Linked DNA regions of Homo sapiens: region 1 is linked to region 2. Evidence: read pairs that join two places in POLR2A ChIA-PET (ENCODE). Cell type or tissue: HepG2. All regions are shown on one strand.

The links. Peaks named below come from ENCODE experiments on the same cell type or tissue, not always from the same donor. Only the 100,000 strongest peaks of a DNase experiment are listed, where the experiment ranks them.
Region 1: POLR2A ChIA-PET joins it to region 2 with 7 read pairs; 1 of 35 experiments calls an interaction of 5 or more read pairs at or near these places.

What each region holds. Positions count from the first base shown.
Region 1 is chr3:33,065,519-33,070,518 of GRCh38, reverse strand. GLB1 (galactosidase beta 1) reads left to right here. Exons shown (of 16, transcript NM_000404.4): 3 at 1,549-1,699; 4 at 2,229-2,289; 5 at 4,962-5,000. Among named protein-coding and RNA genes, the nearest start is that of GLB1, 29 kb to the left of the region's middle. In HepG2, no CTCF peak of the experiment used is centred here; DNase peaks (open chromatin) are centred at 448 and 2,938.
Region 2 is chr3:32,662,266-32,667,265 of GRCh38, reverse strand. No RefSeq gene overlaps it. Among named protein-coding and RNA genes, the nearest start is that of CNOT10, 20 kb to the left of the region's middle. In HepG2, a CTCF peak has its summit at 2,319 (motif pointing right); a DNase peak (open chromatin) is centred at 2,285; H3K4me3 peaks cover 436 bases.

The sequences.
Region 1 (5,000 bases), 400 kb before region 2:
GTTTTCTGTTGTTGTTGTTGATTTTAAGAAGTGTCCCCATGAAGTCTGACTAGCTTGGGGAGCTGCTGTAAAAATTCATAACAAGGCCCCTCCCAAGAGGCTGCCAAGCGGGAAGGTCTATGTGTCCTGTGGTTTATGGTTCTACACCATATCTTTCTCTATAGACAGTTTAGAAATTTATGTAGGATACTGGATTTTTGAGCTCTTTCCCCTTCCACAGAGCACCTCAATTCAATTATTTATGCAAAATATAATTACAAAAAGCTAAAAACCTGACTTACAAACAAGTATATAATGGACATATGTCAGAAATTTATTTAACTGGATAAAGAAAATGTGGTACATATACACCATGGAATACTACAAAAATCACAAAAAAGAATGAGATCATGTCCTTTACAGCAAACTGGATGCAGCTGGAGGCTATTATCCTGAGCAAACACAGGGACAGAAAACCAAATACCACATGTTCTCACTTATAAGTGGTAGCTAAACATCGAGTACATATGGACACAAAGAAGGGAACAACAGACAATGGGGCCTACTTGAGGGTGGAGGGTGGGAGGAGGGTGAGTTCCCCTATCGTGTACTAGGCAGATTATCTGGGTGACTAAATAATCTGTACACCAAACCCCCATGACACGCAATTTACCTGTATAACAAACCTGCACATGTACCCCTGAACCTAAAATAAAAGTTTTTAAAAATTTATTTAACTTATTACTGAGGAAACTAGCTAGATGGTAAAGCTAATTCAAAGGAGAATTTGAGGAAGGGAGGTTTACGGTCAGTCAAGAAAGTCATGTTCAAATAAAGTTATCTTTAGAGATAAAACTGGTTAGTATCATAAAGGGCAATGAATGAAAAAGCAACCTTTAGAGTTGTCTTCTCTGTATGACAATCATTTGTTTCTCTCTCAGGCAATAATCTACAAATTAATCTGTAACTTCAAAGTTCTTCCCTTAATCAATAGTAAATAGTAAGTCAAACAAAATATCTCCCCTGGAGAATGAAGGAAGCCTCAGTGGGCCCATTGGACAGTCCTCCATTATAACATGGAAAGGAAATGCAGTCACCCTTTTGCCTTATATCCAAATTCTGGATAATTTTTCTTTTCTTTTCTTTCTTTATTTTGACACAGGGTCTCACTCTGTCATCCAGTTTGGAGTGCAGTGGCACAATCACAGCTCACTGCAGCTTCAACCTCCCTAGCTTAAGCAAACCTCCACCTCAAGCCTCCAGGGTAACTGGGACCACAGGCATACACCCTGGCTAATTTTTTTGTGTTTTTTGTAGAGACGGGGTTTCACCATGTTTTCCAGGCTGGTGTCAAACTCCTGGGCTCAAGCCATCCACCCACCGTGACTTCCCAGAGTGCTGGGATTAGAGGCCTGAGCCACTGTGCCCAGCCTTGGATAATTTTTCTTTCAAAGCGCCTTCTCCCTCTTATCCATGTGTTAGCAATAGTCCTAATGAGGCCCTTTCCCCACGCTTCTTTCTTCTTGACTCTGCCAAGTATCCAGGAAGGGGCTGTGTGTGTCTTGGCAGGTATGTGCCCTGGAACTTTCATGAGCCCTGGCCAGGACAGTACCAGTTTTCTGAGGACCATGATGTGGAATATTTTCTTCGGCTGGCTCATGAGCTGGGACTGCTGGTTATCCTGAGGCCCGGGCCCTACATCTGTGCAGAGTGGGAAATGGTGAGTGTGGCTAGACTGGGCTCTACCTGGTGTGTGTGAGCTGGCAGGCAGCAGCTCTGGGGCAAAGGGAATTAAAGCAGACCTGCATTCCAGAGAGCATGGGGCCTGGGACTGTACCCAGCACAGGTGTCTTTTACCTTGACAAGGTGCCCAGGCAGAGAAACAGGCCAGGGTCAGGGCATGGGCTCTCCTCTTGGTGGTCACTCACATACCTCAGCTTGCTCATCTGTAAGAAGCAGTTAATGGTGTCTTCTCTATCTACGTCACAGGGTATTTGTGAAATTAAATTGAAAAATCTTTATGAAAAGGGCTTTGGTCCTTAAAACATTGCATTCATGCAGAGTGATCTTAATTGTCCTACATTCCAATTTCTAATTTCTCTGCAAGTTATAAACCAAAAAGCCCAGCTCAAATACCCCTTGTCCCTTGAAGCTTTTATTCTTTTCCATAACTACTAATAGTAATTTCTATCTCCTCTGAGCACCCTTCACGGAACAGACATTATAATGGCTTGTTTTCCCTGAACTAGGGAGGATTACCTGCTTGGCTGCTAGAGAAAGAGTCTATTCTTCTCCGCTCCTCCGACCCAGGTAGGTTGTTACAGATGTCTTGAGAAGATTTATAAAAGCTTCAGCCTAGGTGCGGTGGCTCACGCCTGTAATCCTGACACTTTGGGAGGCTGAGGCGGGTGGATTACCTGAGGTTGGGAGTTCGAGACCAGGCTGGCCAAAATGGCAAAACCTCGCCCCTACTAAAAATACAAAAAATTAGCTGGGCATGGTGGTGGGCGCCTGTAATCCCAGCTACTCAGGAGGCTGAGGCAGAAGGATTGCTTGAACCCTGGAGGCGGAAGTTGCAGTGAACCGAGATCGTATCAATGCACTATAGCCTGGGTGACAAAGCGTGACTCTGTCTCAAAACAAACAAACAAACAAAAAAGCTTCAACAATTTATATCAAAAGGGGGAGGTATTTTGAAGGCTGGGGTACCTCTGCACAAATACTTTTGAAAGTTTAGTGAAAGTCTGAGTGTTTATCACTGACCAGTGCATAGCAACAAACTAAACCTCTAGGAAATTAGGCTTTGAACTACGTAACCAGATCTTACTGATAAACTGGTAATTCTTTGAATTGGTATTGAACCCTGTTTGCGGTTGACCAACTGACTTCAGTGCTTTCTCTTCCTATTTACTTAGCATATTCCACAGCCAATGATAGCACCTCGCTAATCAAAATGACAAGTCAGGCATGGTGACTCACACTTGTAATCTCAGCACTTTGGGAGGCCAAAGTGGAGGGATTGCTTGAGCCCAGGAGTTTGATACCAGCCTAGGTAACATAGCGAGACCCTATCTCTATAAAAATTAGCCAGGTGTGCTGGCACATGCCTGTAGTCCGGGAGGCTGAGGTGGGAGGATTGCTTGAGCCTGGGAGGTTGAGACTGCAGTGAGCCATGATTGTACCACTGCACTCCATCCTGGGCAACAGAGAGGGACTTTGTCTCAAAAAAAGAAATAAGGTCGGGCGTAGTGGCTCATGCCTGTAATCCCAGCACTTTGGGAGGCCGAGGTGGGTGGATCACCTGAGGTCAGGAGTTCGAGACCAGCCTGACCAACATGAGGAAACCCTGTCTCTACTAAAAAATACAAAATTAGCTGGGTGTGGTGGTGCATGCCTGTAATCCCAGCTACTCGGGAGGCTGAGGCAGGAGAATTGCTTGAAGCTGGGAGGCAGAGGTTGCAGTGAGCCCAGATTGCGCCATTGCATTCCTGCCTGGGCAACAAGAGCGAAACTCTGTCTCAAAAAAAAAAAAAAAAAGAAATAAAAACAAAATGACAGTTTCTGGGATGGTGTCATTGGATTGCTTGGTAGCTGCAATGCCTTCTATATTCTGGCCACTTTTATAGAGCAATGTGTAAATGATAGTTTTTTTCTTTGTCTTACTCCAGTACCTTCATGTTTTGCACGCTTAGCATATTATTGGTGTTTTCACTGTGGTAACTCATTTAATCTTTATGCCAACTTTATGTGGCATGTACATTTATTATTCCTATTTGACAATATAAATATAGAATTTATTAGAACTTCATTTTATACGGAAAAAAAGCCTTCCTGTGACTGAGAAGAGGATACACTGTTCAGTCACTCTTTTCTTCATTCAGCAAACATTGCTTGGATATGTTCTATGCTCCAGGCTTTGTGTCCTGTGGCAAGGATGGTCTTAGTCTGTTTTCTGTTGCTTGTAACAGAATACCTGAAACTGAGTAATTTATAAAGAAAAGCATTTATTTCCTACAGTTATGGAGGCCAAGAAGTTCAAGGTGGAGGGGCTATATCTGGTGAGGGCCTTCTTGCTGGTGGGGACTCTGCAGAGTCCTGAGGGGGCACAGGGCATCACATGGTGAGGGGGCTGAGTGTCCTAGCTCAGATCTCTCTCCCTCTTCTTATAAAGCCACCAGTCCCATTCCCATGATGACCCATGAATCCATTAACCTATTAATCTATTAATCCATGAGTGGATTGATCTACTTATGAGGGCTGAGCCCTCATGACTCAACACCTCTTAAAGGCCCCACCTCTCAATACTACCACATTGGGGATTCGATTTCAACATGAGTTTCAGAGGGACAAACATTCCAACCATAGCAGATGGATACAGGCACACTGGTCCTCGTCCCCTGAGGAGCTCAGCTGAGGAGACAACTACATGCAGGACAACTTTTATGAGACTTTTACTTCAGAAGGTACTTGTCGAGTCCTGTATATCCTGATCTCTGCTGCCAGCCCTGGTGTAATAAGGCTGCACTGGTGTCTCTTTGTACTAAATCATAATTTTTTTTTTTTTTTTTTTTGAGACAGAGTTTCACTCTTGTTGCCCAGGCTGGAGTGCAATGGTGCGATCTTGGCTCACCGCAACCTCCGCCCCCCCGGGTTCAAGCAATTCTCCTGCCTCAGCCTCCCAAGTAGCTGGGATTACAGGCATGCGCCACCAAGCCTGGCTAATTTTGCATTTTTAGTAGAGATGGGGTTTCTCCATGTTGGTCAGGCTGGTCTCGAACTCCCGACATCTGGTGATCTGCCTGCCTCAGCCTCCCAAAGTGCTGGGATTACAGGCGTGAGCCACCGCACCCAGCCAGAAAACTCAGAATGTTTTTAAAAAGTTTACGAATTTGTGTTGGGCCACATTCAAAGCCATCCTGGGCTGCATGTGGCTTACAGGCTGGGGTTGGACAAGCTTGTGTTAAACTTTTCTTGTTTTCCAGATTACCTGGCAGCTGTGGACAAGTGGTTGGGAGTCCTTC
Region 2 (5,000 bases):
AACAACATGTTACTTTACTGAATACTGTAGGCAATTGTAACACAATGGTAAATATTTGTGTACCTAAACATAGAAAGGACACAGTAAATGATAGTATAAAAGATAAAAAATGGTACACCCTTATAGGGCACTTGCCATGAATGGAGTTTGCAGGGCTTGAAGTTACTCCGAGTGAGTCAGTGAGTGAGTGGTGAGTTAATGTGAAAGCCCACGACATTGCTGTACACTTCTGTAGACTTTATAAGCACTGTACACTTAAACTACACTACCTTTATAGAAAGAAAATTTTTCTCTTTATTATTTATATATTTATTTATTTGGAGACAGAGTTTTGCTCTTGTTGCCCAGGCTGGAATGCAGTGGCACGATCTCAGCTCACTGCAACCTTCGCCTCCCAGGTTCAAGTGATTCTCCTGCCTCAGGATCCCGAGTAGCTGGGATTACAGGCACATGCCACCACGCCCGGCTAATTTTTGTATTTTTAGTAGAGATGGGGTTTCACCGTGTTGGCCAGGCTGGTCTCAAACTCCTGACCTCAGGTGATCCACCCGCCTTGGCTTCCCAAAGTGAAACGATTACAGGCGTGAGCCAACACACCCGGCATTATTTACTAATTTTTTTTTTTTTTTTTTTTGAGACGGAGTCTCGCTCTGTCGCCCAGGCTGGAGTGCAGTGGCGCAATCTCGGCTCACTGCAAGCTCCGCCTCCTGGGTTCACACCATTCTCCTGCCTCAGCCTCCTGAGTAGCTGGGACTACAGGCGCCCACCACCATGCCCGGCTAATTTTTTGTATTTTTAGTAGAGACAGGGTTTCACCTTGTTAGCCAGGATGGTCTCGATCTCCTGACCTCGTAATCCACCCGCCTCGGCCTCCCAAAGTGCTGGGATTATAGGCGTGAGCCACCGCGCCTGGGCTATTTATTAATTTTTTAATTAAAAAAAAAGAGACAGGGTCTCACTATGTTGCCCAGGCCAGTCTCGAACTCCTGGGCTCAAGCGATCTTCCCACCTTGGCCTCCCAAAATGCTGGGATTACAGGTGTGAGCCACTGCACCTGGCCAGAAATTTATCTTCAATGATAAATTAACCTTAGTTAACCCTATAATAACAATGCCTGGCTGGGTGCAGTGGCTCACGCCTATAATCCTAGCACTTTGGGAGGGCAAGGCAGGTGGATCACCTGAGGTCAGGAGTTCGAGACCAGTCTGGCCAACATGGCAAAACCTTGTCTCTACTAAAAATACAAAAATTAGCTAGGCATGATGGCGATGCCTGTAGTCCCAGCTACTTGGGAGGCTGAGGCAGGAGAGTTGCTTGAACCTGGGGGGTGGAGGTTGCAGTGAGCTGAGATCGTGCCACTTCACTCCAGCCTGGGCAAAAGAGCGAGACTGTCTCAAAACAAACAAACAAACAAACAAAAACAGTGCCTGCCTTTGGAATACCTGCTGAGGAACCTGCCTCAGGCTGTTTTACAGTTAACTTTTTTTGTAATAAGTAGAAGGAGTACACTCTAAAATAATGAAAAAAGTACAGCATAGTAAATACATAAACTAGTAACATAATTTTTAAATATCATTACCAAGTATTATGTGCTGTACATAATTGTATGTGTTATACTTTATTTCCGCACAAGAAAGAAATGAACTTTTGTTTTTTTTTTGGAGGTGGAGTTTTGCTCGTCACCCAAGCTGGAGTACAATGGCGCAAACTTACTGCAACCTCTGCCTCCTGGGTTCAAGCAATTCTCCTGCCTCAGCCTCCAAAGTAGCTGGGATTACAGGCATGCACCACCACTCCTGGCTAATTTTTGTTTTATTAGCAGTGACGGAGTTTCACCATGTTGGCGAGGCTGGTCTCGAACTCCTGGCCTCAGGTGATCCACCCACCTTGGCCTCCCAAAATGGTGGGATTACAGGCGTGAGCCACCGGGCCCGGCCAGAGCCCTCTATTGACATGTGTCTGCACAGTTATCATGCAAAGGAAGACAAGTTACATGTAAAAAGATGGTGGTTGTAATATGCTTTGAAATAGCAAAAAATTGGAAAATATCTCACAAGATCATTGTGGAAGATTGGCTAAATAAATGAAGACAACTCCATACCACGGAATACTAACTACCATTAAGGAAAAGGTAGAGAAAACAATTTAAAAGGGGAAAATATATATGAAAAACAATGGTTTTCAAAACATTGACTATCAGCTTATAAAGGACAGTGATCCTTGTGGACGTGCATTTTACATATGTATTGAATATCTTTGTGCCTTTGCTTGTACATGCTTAACTTGAAAACATACATTTACCATTGACCACTAGGTGGTATCATAACACAAATTATTCTACAGCCAGGGTAGGCATTTATTTTATTTTATTTTATTTTTATTTTTTTATTTTTTATTGATCATTCTTGGGTGTTTCTCGCAGAGGGGGATTTGGCAGGGTCATAGGACAATAGTGGAGGGAAGGTCAGCAGATAAACAAGTGAACAAAGGTCTCTGGTTTTCCTAGGCAGAGGACCCTGCGGCCTTGCGCAATGTTTGTGTCCCTGGGTCCTTGAGATTAGGGAGTGGTGATGACTCTTAAGGAGCATCCTGCCTTCAAGCATCTGTTTAACAAAGCACATCTTGCACCGCCCTTAATCCATTTAACCCTGAGTGGACACAGCACATGTTTCAGAGAGCACAGGGTTGGGGGTAAGGTCACAGATCAACAGGATAAGAATTTTTCTTAGTACAGAACAAAATGAAAAGTCTCCCATGTCTACTTCTTTCTACACAGACACGGCAACCATCCGATTTCTCAATCTTTTCCCCACCTTTCCCCCCTTTGTATTCCACAAAACCGCCATTGTCATCATGGCCCGTTCTCAATGAGCTGTTGGGTACACCTCCCAGACGGGGTGGTGGCCGGGCAGAGGGGCTCCTCACTTCCCAGTAGGGGCGGCCGGGCAGAGGCGCCCCTCACCTCCCGGATGGGGCGGCTGGCCTGGCGGGGGCTGACCCCCACCTCCCTCCCGGATGGGGTGGCTGCCGGGCGGAGAGGCTCCTCACTTCTCAGACGGGGCGGCCGGGCAGAGACGCTCCTCACCTCCCAGACGGGGTCACGGCCGGGTAGAGGCGCTCCTCACATCCCAGACGGGGCGGCGGGGCAGAGGCGCTCCCCACATCTCAGACGATGGGAGGCCGGGCAGAGACGCTCCTCACTTCCTAGATGGGATGGCGGCCGGGAAGAGGCGCTCCTCACTTCCTAGATGGGATGGCGGCCGGGCAGAGACGCTCCTCACTTTCCAGACTGGGCAGCCAGGCAGAGGGGCTCCTCACGTCCCAGACGATAGGCGGCCAGGCAGAGACGCTCCTCACTTCCCAAAAGGGGTGGCGGCCAGGCAGAGGCTGCAATCTTGGCACTTTGGGAGGCCAAGGCAGGCAGCTGGGAGGTGGAGGTTGTAGCGAGCCGAGATCACGCCACTGCACTCCAGCCTGGGCACCATTGAGCACTGAGTGAACCAGACTCCGTCTGCCATCCCGGCACCTCGGGAGGCTGAGGCTGGCGGATCACTCGCGGTTAGGAGCTGGAGACCAGCCCGGCCAACACAGCGAAACCCCGTCTCCACCAAAAAAATACGAAAACCAGTCAGGCATGGCGGCACGCGCCTGCAATCGCAGGCACTCGGCAGGCTGAGGCAGGAGAATCAGGCAGGGAGGTTGCAGTGAGCCGAGATGGCAGCAGTACAGTCCAGCTTCGGCTCGGCATCAGAGGGAGACCATGGAAAGAGAGGGAGAGGGAGACTGTGGGGAGAGGCGAGAGGGGAGAGGGAAGAGGGAAGAGGGAAGAGGGAGAGGGAGAGCCAGGGAAGGCATTTTTAAACAGGTTTCTTTTTTTGAGTGTCTGATAATGTCTCTCAAAACTGTCAGGTTTAAACCTTGTAGGTCCAATTCCAACATGAATGTAAATAACTTAGCTGAACTACATACATAAGTAACCACATAGTGAGACTGACTGGGGTCTGTGTTCCTCCATTCAACCTGTATTTGTTGTGTCTGTGATGGATTAGCCACTATCTTTCTGATATATTTCAGAGAAGAAATATCTCTTCTCTCACTTACTTCTGTCTGGACTACCAGATATCCCTATGCATACCATCTCTTGTTTCTCTTCCTCAGTCCAGCTGGTTCAGTCTGAGAATTTTACCGACTGTGGGTACACCTTCCACCTTTGCTCTTTCATTTATCAATAAAACCAAAGAAAGAACAATAGTCCTTTTCCTTAGGGTGGTACAAGGAGGCCAAGGCCTCACTATTTATAGCAAATAATGCAAATGGAAATAAACCTAGGTATCTTCTCCTGCAGGTAACTTTGTTTTGGATCTTTGCTACTGTTTAACTTCCTTTGGTGACTAGCCATATTTCATTAACCTTGCAAGCAGTTGAACCTTGCTCAATTGCAGGAAATGCTGGGAAATCCCACTCAGCTGTCCCTACATCTTGTCCCAAAGCACTTGTAGACTGGCAAGGCTTGTTACCTGACTTCCTGTCATGGTAATTTGCTTTATTTCATGTCCCTTATATTTTATTTCTTTTTTTTTTTTTTTTTTTTTTTTGAGACAGAGCCTCACTCTGTTGCCCAGGCTGGAGTGCAATGGCATGCTCACAGCTCACTGCAGCCTCAACCCTCTAGGCTCAAGCCATCCTCCCACTTCAGCTTCCCTAGTAGTTAGGATTACAGGAATGCACCTCCATGTCCAGCTAATTTTTGTTTGTTTGTTTTTGTAGAGACAGGGTTTCACCATGTTCCATGTTGCCCAGGCTGGTCTCGAACTCCTGGACTCAAGCAATCTGCCTGCTTTGGCCTCCCAAAGTGCTGGGATTACAGGTATGAGCCACCATGCCGGGCCATATTTCATTTTTAATTGACTGATAATAACTGTATATATTTATGGGGTAAACTGTGATGTTATGAAACATGAATACATTGTAGAATGATTAAATCAGGCTAATTAACATAT